Regions from separate parts of the Homo sapiens genome. Here region 1 is linked to region 2. The links are chromatin loops, found by intact Hi-C in ENCODE. Cell type or tissue: dorsolateral prefrontal cortex. All regions are shown on one strand. Links, peaks and the distances in the headings refer to the core of each region. The heading gives the core; the rest is flanking DNA.

What was found. Hi-C counts contacts between places; a loop is a spot of excess contacts. Peaks named below come from ENCODE experiments on the same cell type or tissue, not always from the same donor. Only the 100,000 strongest peaks of a DNase experiment are listed, where the experiment ranks them.
Region 1: a loop joins it to region 2, with 4 times the contacts of the local background. A loop is called at or near these places in 11 of 110 quality-filtered maps.

The regions. Positions count from the first base shown.
Region 1 is chr5:77,131,884-77,134,383 of GRCh38, forward strand. The region is part of intron 2 of ZBED3-AS1 (ZBED3 antisense RNA 1); the gene reads left to right. It also overlaps a transcript of PDE8B not described here. Among named protein-coding and RNA genes, the nearest start is that of ZBED3, 46 kb to the left of the region's middle. In dorsolateral prefrontal cortex, for the core only: no CTCF peak of the experiment used is centred there; a DNase peak (open chromatin) is centred at 1,428; H3K27ac peaks cover 2,500 bases.
Region 2 is chr5:77,076,379-77,082,801 of GRCh38, forward strand. ZBED3 (zinc finger BED-type containing 3) reads right to left here. Exons shown (of 3, transcript NM_032367.4): 2 at 2,216-2,350; 3 at 1-1,517. The coding sequence starts at 1,500. The coding sequence ends at 796. It overlaps SNORA47 (small nucleolar RNA, H/ACA box 47), which reads right to left and starts at 4,193; the gene lies at 4,056-4,193. RefSeq lists a silencer at 1,060-1,469. In dorsolateral prefrontal cortex, for the core only: CTCF peaks have their summits at 1,383 (motif pointing left) and 1,583; DNase peaks (open chromatin) are centred at 169, 500, 983 and 1,393; H3K4me3 peaks cover 1,284 bases; H3K27ac peaks cover 2,498 bases.

The DNA of each region.
Region 1 (2,500 bases), core at 1-2,500, 56 kb after region 2:
TAGAATTCATTAACAGCAAGGTAAATTTGCTTCTGTATCAAACTCACAGAGTTGTAAGAATTGAATCACAAGATTAAATATATGCAAATGTGTTTTGTAATCATCAAACACGGTGCATAATTATTTTGATGCCTACAACTAAGCAAAAATATTTGTACCTAGAACAAAGCAAAAATATTTATTCAATAAATGATAAAATAGATGAAATTTGCTCTCACCAAAGTAGTATACAAGCTAATTGTATTACATTTCCCTAGGCCTGAAAAAATTTATCAGAGTAATATATGTACATATTTTTACACAACAGTCCAATATTGATAAAAGATTTGCAACCAAATAGAACAAGCCCATGTCCCACCCCTCATATTTTCTAATTCCACTTTCCAGACTCAATACATTTCCTCCATATTGCTAACTAATATGTGCTATATTGTTTTTCCTGATTTATCAACCTTGAATATTGTCTGGTGACTCTCTATTATGGCATTATTCACTTTCTTCTTCCCATTCTCTCAATATAGTTATAGGACAGTTCTTCTTATAATATGAAATATTGTTTATGGCTGAACAAAATAGTGGGCTATGATTTTACGTCCTTCTACATACCTCTAAATAATTGTGTTATTTTTCATTTGCTTAGTTTTCCATTTTACCTATACTTGGGTTTTCCCACTGTCTACAATAGCATTTTATGTATCTTTCCACTCAGTCAAATTCCCCACGCTGCAGAGAGCCATGGAGCCCTCCATCCCTCTGCTCCAGACTAGTCTTGCTGTCTTCTGTGCAACAATATGGAACTTCATGTGCTATCATGCTGGAAATTTCCATCATCTCTCTCCTAAACTGGATTTCCTATGTTTTCTATCTTCCTCTGTTTTGGTTGCGTCTTTTTGGTGGTTCTTATTCTCTAGTAGCTTCTAAGGAAAGGTCTATGGGAGGTACATTAACTGAGACTCTACATGTGCATATCTCAAAATATCTTTATTCTAGCCTTATAATTAACTGATAGTTTAGACGGATATGGAATTCTAGGTTTAAAACAATTTCACTCAGAATTTGGAAGGCATTTCATTGTCTTCTAGCTTCTGATATTGCTCTAGAGAAGTTCTGCCATTCTCATTCACAATCCTTTGTATCTGATGACTTTTCCTCTTTGGAGATGACCTATGATTCCACAATAACATGTGGTAGGTTAGATTATTATTCAAAATATTCACTTTTCTCCCTCACCCTGACTTACTTTGGCTAGTGGGATATTAGCAAGTATGTTGCAAGTAGGGGCTTGAAAAACACTTGTGTGGTTGGGCTTGTTTTCTTAGGCTTATGCCATCAGAAGCACAGAACAAACAGGCTGATGACTAGCCCACTGGTTCTAGAAGGAGGATGAGTAACACATGGAGCAAAGCCAAACCCTCCTGGCCAAGCTCAGCCTGAATCAGCAGAGCTGCACAGTGGAGCCCAGCTTGGATCTGCCAACACTCAGCTGATTCATAGATCAATGACAATAAACGACTGTTATTTTAAGCCACTGAATTTTTGGATGTTTGTCATATAACATTTTGTGGCAATAGCTTTTGGTATCAGAAATTAGTATCTAATTGGTATTAGAAATTGATATTTGTAGTGAGGTATAGGCACAAGAAAACAAAAAAATAAGTGGCATTGGTTTGGAGGCTGGATGATGGGCACAAGAAAACTGTTATAGGAGGCTGGAAAGAAAATGGTAATCTGTGTTTTGCAGGGATGAGACATTTTCTAAAACTGTCACCTTTGGTAACTTGGAAGTTAGCATATGTACCTAAAAATATTTGGATTTGTGCTGAGAAGTCTTCATGCACAATGATAAAAGTGTGAGCTAGTTGTATTTAGCTGCATATAATAGGTACTAGAGATGAGTTCAGAAAAGAACCAGCCAGGTTTCAAGGAACATGTAGGTGGAATGCAGGGAGCCCAAGAATTCTGGGACTTGCTGAGTTGGAAAATAAACTTTTGCATCTCCAATATAGTTGGCAAGTCAGCTATATTGGGCCTTCTGTCCTGGAAGGTTCCACAGTTCATCCTCACAGGGTTAGATACCTCTCCTGGCTTTAGATTTGCCTTTCCTTGCCACAGAGCTTCAGCAAGCCCCACTACCTGGGGCCGATCTGTAGTCATGGAAGCACACACAGCATAATATTGACCAGAGGATCACTTCATCGCAAAGGAGGCTTGGGAATAGGACAATGACCATGGGATCCACTGGTCATATCAGATACTGTATCACCTAGATGGAGCCAGCCTCATAAAGCATTGGAATGGTTACTAAAGGCACAGCTGGAGCTCCAGCTGGAGGCAATGCTCTGAAAGAACAGGGTACCATCCTGCAGGATGCACTGTATACATTAAACTGGGGTTCTCCATGTGGTGCTATGTCCTCAACAGGAAGAATACATGGGTCTGAGAACCAAGAAGTGGAAGCAGGAGTGGACCCACTTATCATTTCCAATGACCTCCTGGGGAA
Region 2 (6,423 bases), core at 1-2,500:
GTGGGGAAGAAGCCCTCTTCCTAGTGACAAGGGGATGAGGTGATGTCTTGCTAAGGTGGCAGATGTGAGGCCTGAAAGTGGACATATGTGCCACACTTGTCATTAGGTCTGAAGCAAGGGAAGGATGGCCGAGGGGAGACAGAGTGCACCTGGTATTGGTTGAATAATATGGGCAGTAAAAAAGCGGGCTCTGGGACTGCCCCGATGAGGGCTAGAGATGATGCGGGTCTACAGCAGTCATGGAAACTAGAGGGGACGTCCCTCACCCACCCTTCAGAACTTGGTGTTGGGCAGATTATGCATTAGGAACTCTTTTTTTTTTTTTTTTGGGTAAAAAGCTTTCTCATTTCCACGCACCCTCCACCTTGGGCTGCTGGGTGTATAGGCACATGGTGTGATAAGTCTTTGGTATGGAATGAAGCTCTATCCTTTCAAAGTCACCAGGTTCGGGTTCCCAGCCCTAAGTGGCCATGGCACTGGGTGGTCTGGGTTCACGGGGCTCCTGGAGCTCTCGGGTGTCCCGTGTGCCACCCCAATTCCTTGCGTGCATGCCCACGAAAGGCCGCCCAGGCACCCCCGGTGACCCCATGGAAGTGAGTTTTGGTTCTGCTCTGGCTTCGAAGTGCTTCTCAAGCTGAAGCCTTAGGGTGTGGAAGATCCTACAGTTAGCTGGAGCTTCCGAGTGAGTAGCGGCTGCGGGCCTGGCTTCGGTTACGGCTTCGGTCCCAGCGGGGTCTGAAGGCATTGGCATTGGACGGAGAAGCGCTGTCCTGGGGTGGGGAAGTGGCCACACCCCTACAGGAGGACCTTTGTGATGACGCAGCCGTCCCTGTCACCCTCGGGGTCGTCCTTGAGCGGCGGCGGCGCAGCGGGGGCCCAGCCCAGGGCGCCCTCACGGCGGCTCACATCCCGCAGCCGCGCCTGCAGCGCCTCCCGCTCGGCCTGCAGTTCCCGGCGCGCCTGGGCCGCGGCGCGCTCTTCCTCCTGCAGCGCCCTCCGCCTCCGCTCCAGGGCGCGCTCGCCCTGCTCCACGGCCAGCTCGCGCCGCTCCAGCTCCCGCTCCCGCCGGCTGCCGCGCACGGCCAGCGCGCCCATCTGTTCCAGCAGGCGCGCCCAGTCGCCCTCGGGGGCCGCAGCGGGGCCGGGCGGCGGCGGGCAGGGCGCGGCAGGTGGGGAGCTCCCGGCGCCGCTGCTCTCCAGCTCCCGCCGGTGCGCGCTCCTCAGGTGCCTCCACAACGCCGAGGTCCCCGCGTGGAAGCCCGGGCCGCGGCCCACCTGCTCCCCGCACAGACGGCAGGTGGCCCAGTGGCCCGACGGATGCCCGGGGCGCCCCGGCGCCAGGTGGAAGTAGCCCCAGGCCTCGGAGTATGGCGCCCCCAGGCGGCCGGGAGGCGTCGGCGTCGGCGCCGGCCCCAGTCCCGGACACTGACCGCCCCGCGCCGCCGCGTCGTCCAGCCCGCGGGCCTGGTCCATGGTGCAGGCCGGCTCGCCACTCCTCATTCTGCGGCGCCCGCACGCTGGGGAGCAGGGGAAGAATAATAATGAGTGTTAGGATCACGCACACAGCTCCTAGACTACAGTTAGCCTAAGAAACCATGCCGCCCTCCATTTTCTTACCGATGAAAAGCCTATAGTGTGTGTAGATAGTCTAAGTTTCTTTCTAATTAATCTTCAGTATTAAGTGTTGATTCCTCAGAAAAAACTGTTAAAAATATCTAGCCCTTCCTATACTAGGAATCCTCTTTGAAATCAAGTGGGTCCCCAGTCAACAAGTATTTATTCTAATAGCGGGAGGCTAAGCTGCTTGAACAGAAAGAACTAGCTAACTCCGTGCTGTGTCTGTATTAGCTTTAACTAGTCTCTGCTTTCTTAATAACAACAACGACAACAATAAAAAAGGTACTGTCTTCAGAATAACAGCTAGGCTCCCTTATGCAGTCTTCTCTGGGTGCTGCACAGCACACTTGAGCAATGACCAGAAAAGACAGCTTTGGGAATGAAAATTTTGTTTCTTAAACTTCAGGAGTGGAAGAGCCAGTGGTGAACAGCCTTTTAAAAAGCTTTCAAAGACTGTATGTTTTTCAAGATAAAAATATGTTTTTGTGATTATAAAAACAATCTACTTATGAGAAAATCGGCAGTACTGAAAGCAATGCTTTTAAGATATGCACATTTAGGAAATAGCAATATCCAAAGCAGCATTCTAAATTTTTACCTTTAAATTAGACAGTGGGTAATTTCCCAAGGATTCTGGGGTCCCTGTCATTGCCTCAGGGTTTCCAACCATCTCAGGTGGGTAGAAACAATGCATGCAACACGATTCCTGAGTTCTGAAGAACCATCAGCAGTGCTAGGAGTAAATTCAGAGGACAGGCAGGCCAGTGAAAGAAATGCATTCAAACCACCTTAAAGACAGATACTAGAAATACTGAGCAGCGCCATGCCCTGGTTCACTTTTTCTAACCCTTTCATAGATACCCAAGGCATAAAACAAATAAAATTAGTTTTCTTTATTGTTTGTGCTAACTAAAAGATCCCCTCTACATATTTGCAAGATACAAAGTTTGCTCAATACTTTTAATTAAGGAAGAAAAAGAAATAAAATAACGTCTTGCTTTGTTCAACACAAAATCTGTTAAAAGGATCCAAACATAATGCAATGTCATTGCACAGTCTTTTTTATTAGGAAACTAATTCACTACTGCAATAACCTATTAAAGAAAAGGGAATACAGAAAAAGGTGAAGTTTATTAGTTAGGAAATAAGTTCACAAAGGACCAAATGTGTGATTCTAGATAAATTTGCTTTGAAAGTTGAAAAACAATGAGAAGAAAACACATGACAGACTTCTTGAGCTCTTCTGAGAACTTAGGGAGAAAATCAAGGGCAAGGTGAGACCCAGGCACAGTGAGATCAATGCTGCTCATACTGTCAGATTTTGAACCAGCAGCCATGGAGATGACAAAGTTCCAGAATCTTTCTTGTTAAACACAACTGGGAAAAACTGAAGACAAAGATGAGAATAGGAAAAATAAGCTGCTATAGTTACAGTAGCATTTAGTGTAAACTATGAATTCAGTTGCTAATAGTCTTGTTGCAGATGCACTGTACTTTTCTAAACCTAAGTATTCTTTTTCCCACCAAGCAAGTCCACTCCGGATCAGGTATGACATTTAACATATCATTTTTTTAAAAAGATAACAAATATACCAGAATCATCAAAAAAGACAAGTACCATGCGTCTTCTAACAAAGAAATGGCTATTTACATGTCTTCTGATACACAGGCATTGATTTAAATATGGTCACTCATGATAAAGACCAATTAGCATAGAAAATCTTTAGAAATTAAAGGCTACATTTTCCCCCAAGAGATGTATTACATTGCTAAAGTCTCAAAAGTGGGGGAAAGTAGGATGAGGAGTTACAGACCACCTTCAAGAATAGTGTTTTTATGGCCAGTAAATATTATGGTTATATAACATTATGGTTGCTAAACAGAGTAAGATTTAAGTGTTATAAACATTTTTAATTATCTAACTTTACCTAAAATTTTTCCTATACTTTTTTCTTTTTTAAAATTTCTATTTCCTTCTATATTGAATCTGATCTTTCCTGAGGTCCTTTTTTATTACTGGACAAACACAAAAGTGCAGAGACTATTATAATGAATCTTTACGACTAATTTACTTTATAAATTAAAAGGGATGTAAACGTTTCCTATAACATCAAGAGTATTGCTTTGCATTCTGATATGCTTTCTTGAGCCAAAGCTTGGAAACTGCACATAAACCCGCAGATTCTCTTACTTGTGCCAAAGTCTGAGAGTCATCCTTACTGATGTGCCCCTGATAGTGCCAGAGGTGACTGATTACTGTCATGCTTTTTACCTCTCTGGGTTTCCTTAAAAACTGGAATGCCCAGAGGGAGTGTCGCACAGGTGAATGCCATCTGTTAGGAGTTAAAGTGGGCACAAGGATGAGAAGCACTGACTTCGATGTCTTAATCCTTTTGACCTAGTGGAAGCCTCACCTGAGCCAGGGACAGGCTGCATCACAAATGTCGGCCAGCACAGCGCTGCCCCTCCAAGGGTGGCAAGGGGACATCCTCTGCCTGGGCAGCCCTTCGATTTTGGAGGTCTTAACCGGTGGAAGGCAGCACGGGGCAAAACTGCCTCACCTTCTCAGTCCTCCACATCATGCGGCTATATTCTAGCTCAATACAATCCTCAGTCTCAGTATCTGCTGAGTGACCAGCAGTCTATGGCCACAGGCCGTAACAGCCTGGTTAGCTGAGCAAACTATCACAAGGACAGAAAACCAAACACCGCATGTTCTCATTCATAGGTGGGAATTGAGCAATGAGAACACGTGGACACAGGGTGGGGAACATCACACACAGGGGCCTGTCGTGGGGTGGCGTGGGAGGGATAGCATTAGGAGATATACCTAATGTAAATGACGAGTTAACGGGTGCAGCACACCAACATGGCACATGTATACATATGTAACAAACCTGCACGTTGTGCACATGTACCCTAGAACTTAAAGTATAAACAAAAAACAAAAAACTCGAGTGCATTTCAGCTGCCCCTGCAATGTGGAGGGGGAGAAACCTCTTCAGACACTTCAGCCACAACCGTAACACACAAAGAGCTCTTCAAACACAATAAAAAGACAAAAAGACCGACAGAAAAACAGACGAGAAATATGAGTAGGCAAATGACCTAACAGCTCCACTGGCCAGGAAATTTATGAAAAGGTGCACAACATCACTTATATTCAGGGAAATGCTATTAAAGTAGCAATAAGGTATCGTTTTACATCCATCACACCAAGAAACATTAAGAGGTCTAACAGCCAAAGTTACAAGGGAGGTAGAGAAAAGGCACACTCCTCAATTACTAGTGAAGATGGGATGGATTTTAGGAAAGCATTCTGGCCATTTCTTTTCTTTCTTTCTTTTTTTTTTTTTTTTAATTTTTTTTAAGACAGGGTCTTGCTCTGTCACCCAGGCTGGAGTGCAGTGGCACAATCATGGCTCACTGCAACCTCTGCTTCCCAGGCTCAAGAAGTGATCCTCCCACCTCAGCCTCCAAAGTAGCTGGGACTACAGGTGCATGCCACCATGCTTGGCTAATTTTTGTATTTTTTGTAGAGACAGGGTCTCTGTTGCCCAGGCTGGTCTTCCTTGAACACCTGGGCTCAAGTGATACACCTGCCTCGGCCTCCCAAAGTGCTGGGATTACAGTCGTGAGCATACCCAATGAGAATGCATGTCATTAATTCTGTGGTTAGCTAATAAGAAGAAAATGAAAAGTAAGAGATCCCTCAATTTTTCCTTGAACATTTTTTAAAACTAACACAAAGGTGCCAATGAATTTGAGTATTTTGCTTACATCCATCCACTCCATCCAACTCTCATTCAAATGCTCATTGTGCACCTGCTAAGGTCAGGTGCGTGCTTTCTGCCAAGCATTCCAAGAGGAATGTCACATAGTCTCTGCCCTCAGGAAGCGTACCATCTGGTGGGGAAAGAGATGCTTCCAACAATTCTGATACCTGTGTGATAGGGCCAGCTGCAATTTCTATATTAATTAAAAATAGAGGCTGGGCTCGGTGGCTCACGCCTGTAATCCCAACACTTTGGGAGTTCCAAGCAGGTGGATCACCTGAGGTCAGGAGTTCGAGACCAGCTTGGCCAACATGGTGAAACCCTGTCTCTACTAAAAATACAAAAATTAGCTGGGCATGGTGGCGGGTGCCTATAATCCCAGCTACTTGGGAGGCTGAGGCAGGAGAATGGCTTGATCCTGGGAGGTGGAGATTGCAGTGAGCCGAGATAGCACCATTGCATTCCAGCCTGGGTGACAACAGCGAAATGCTGTATTGAAAAAAAAAAAAAAAAGATAACCTGAGATTCTACTCCTGGGGATCTCTTCTATAGAACTATCAGCACCAATAAACACAGTCTTGTATCAGGATGTTCACGTAGAATGACATCAGAATCTACATCAGAATCATGTAGAATGACAAGAAACTGGAAGCAAGGGAATGCCTACCACCAGGAAAATGGCTGAGTATATAACATATGTTCATACCAGGGAATATTATACAGCCATTAAAGAGGAAAAGGATGAAGTTCTGTTCAATGTCTTACAAGGATATCTGGAGGAACTGTTCAGGGAGAAAAGAGAGATGCAGAAGAGTGTATAATATGATCCCACTATTATTAAGTAATATACATATCTGTAGAGGCAATATATAGCTATAGATGAAGAAAAATAAGGAGATACTATGGTTGAGGCAATGGTAACTGATGTGAAAGGAGGGAGAAGGGGAAGAGGTAAACACAAAAGTAAAAGCAATGAGGTACTAAGAAAGCATGCATGTGATCACGTGTATACATTTAGGGAAAGTGTGTA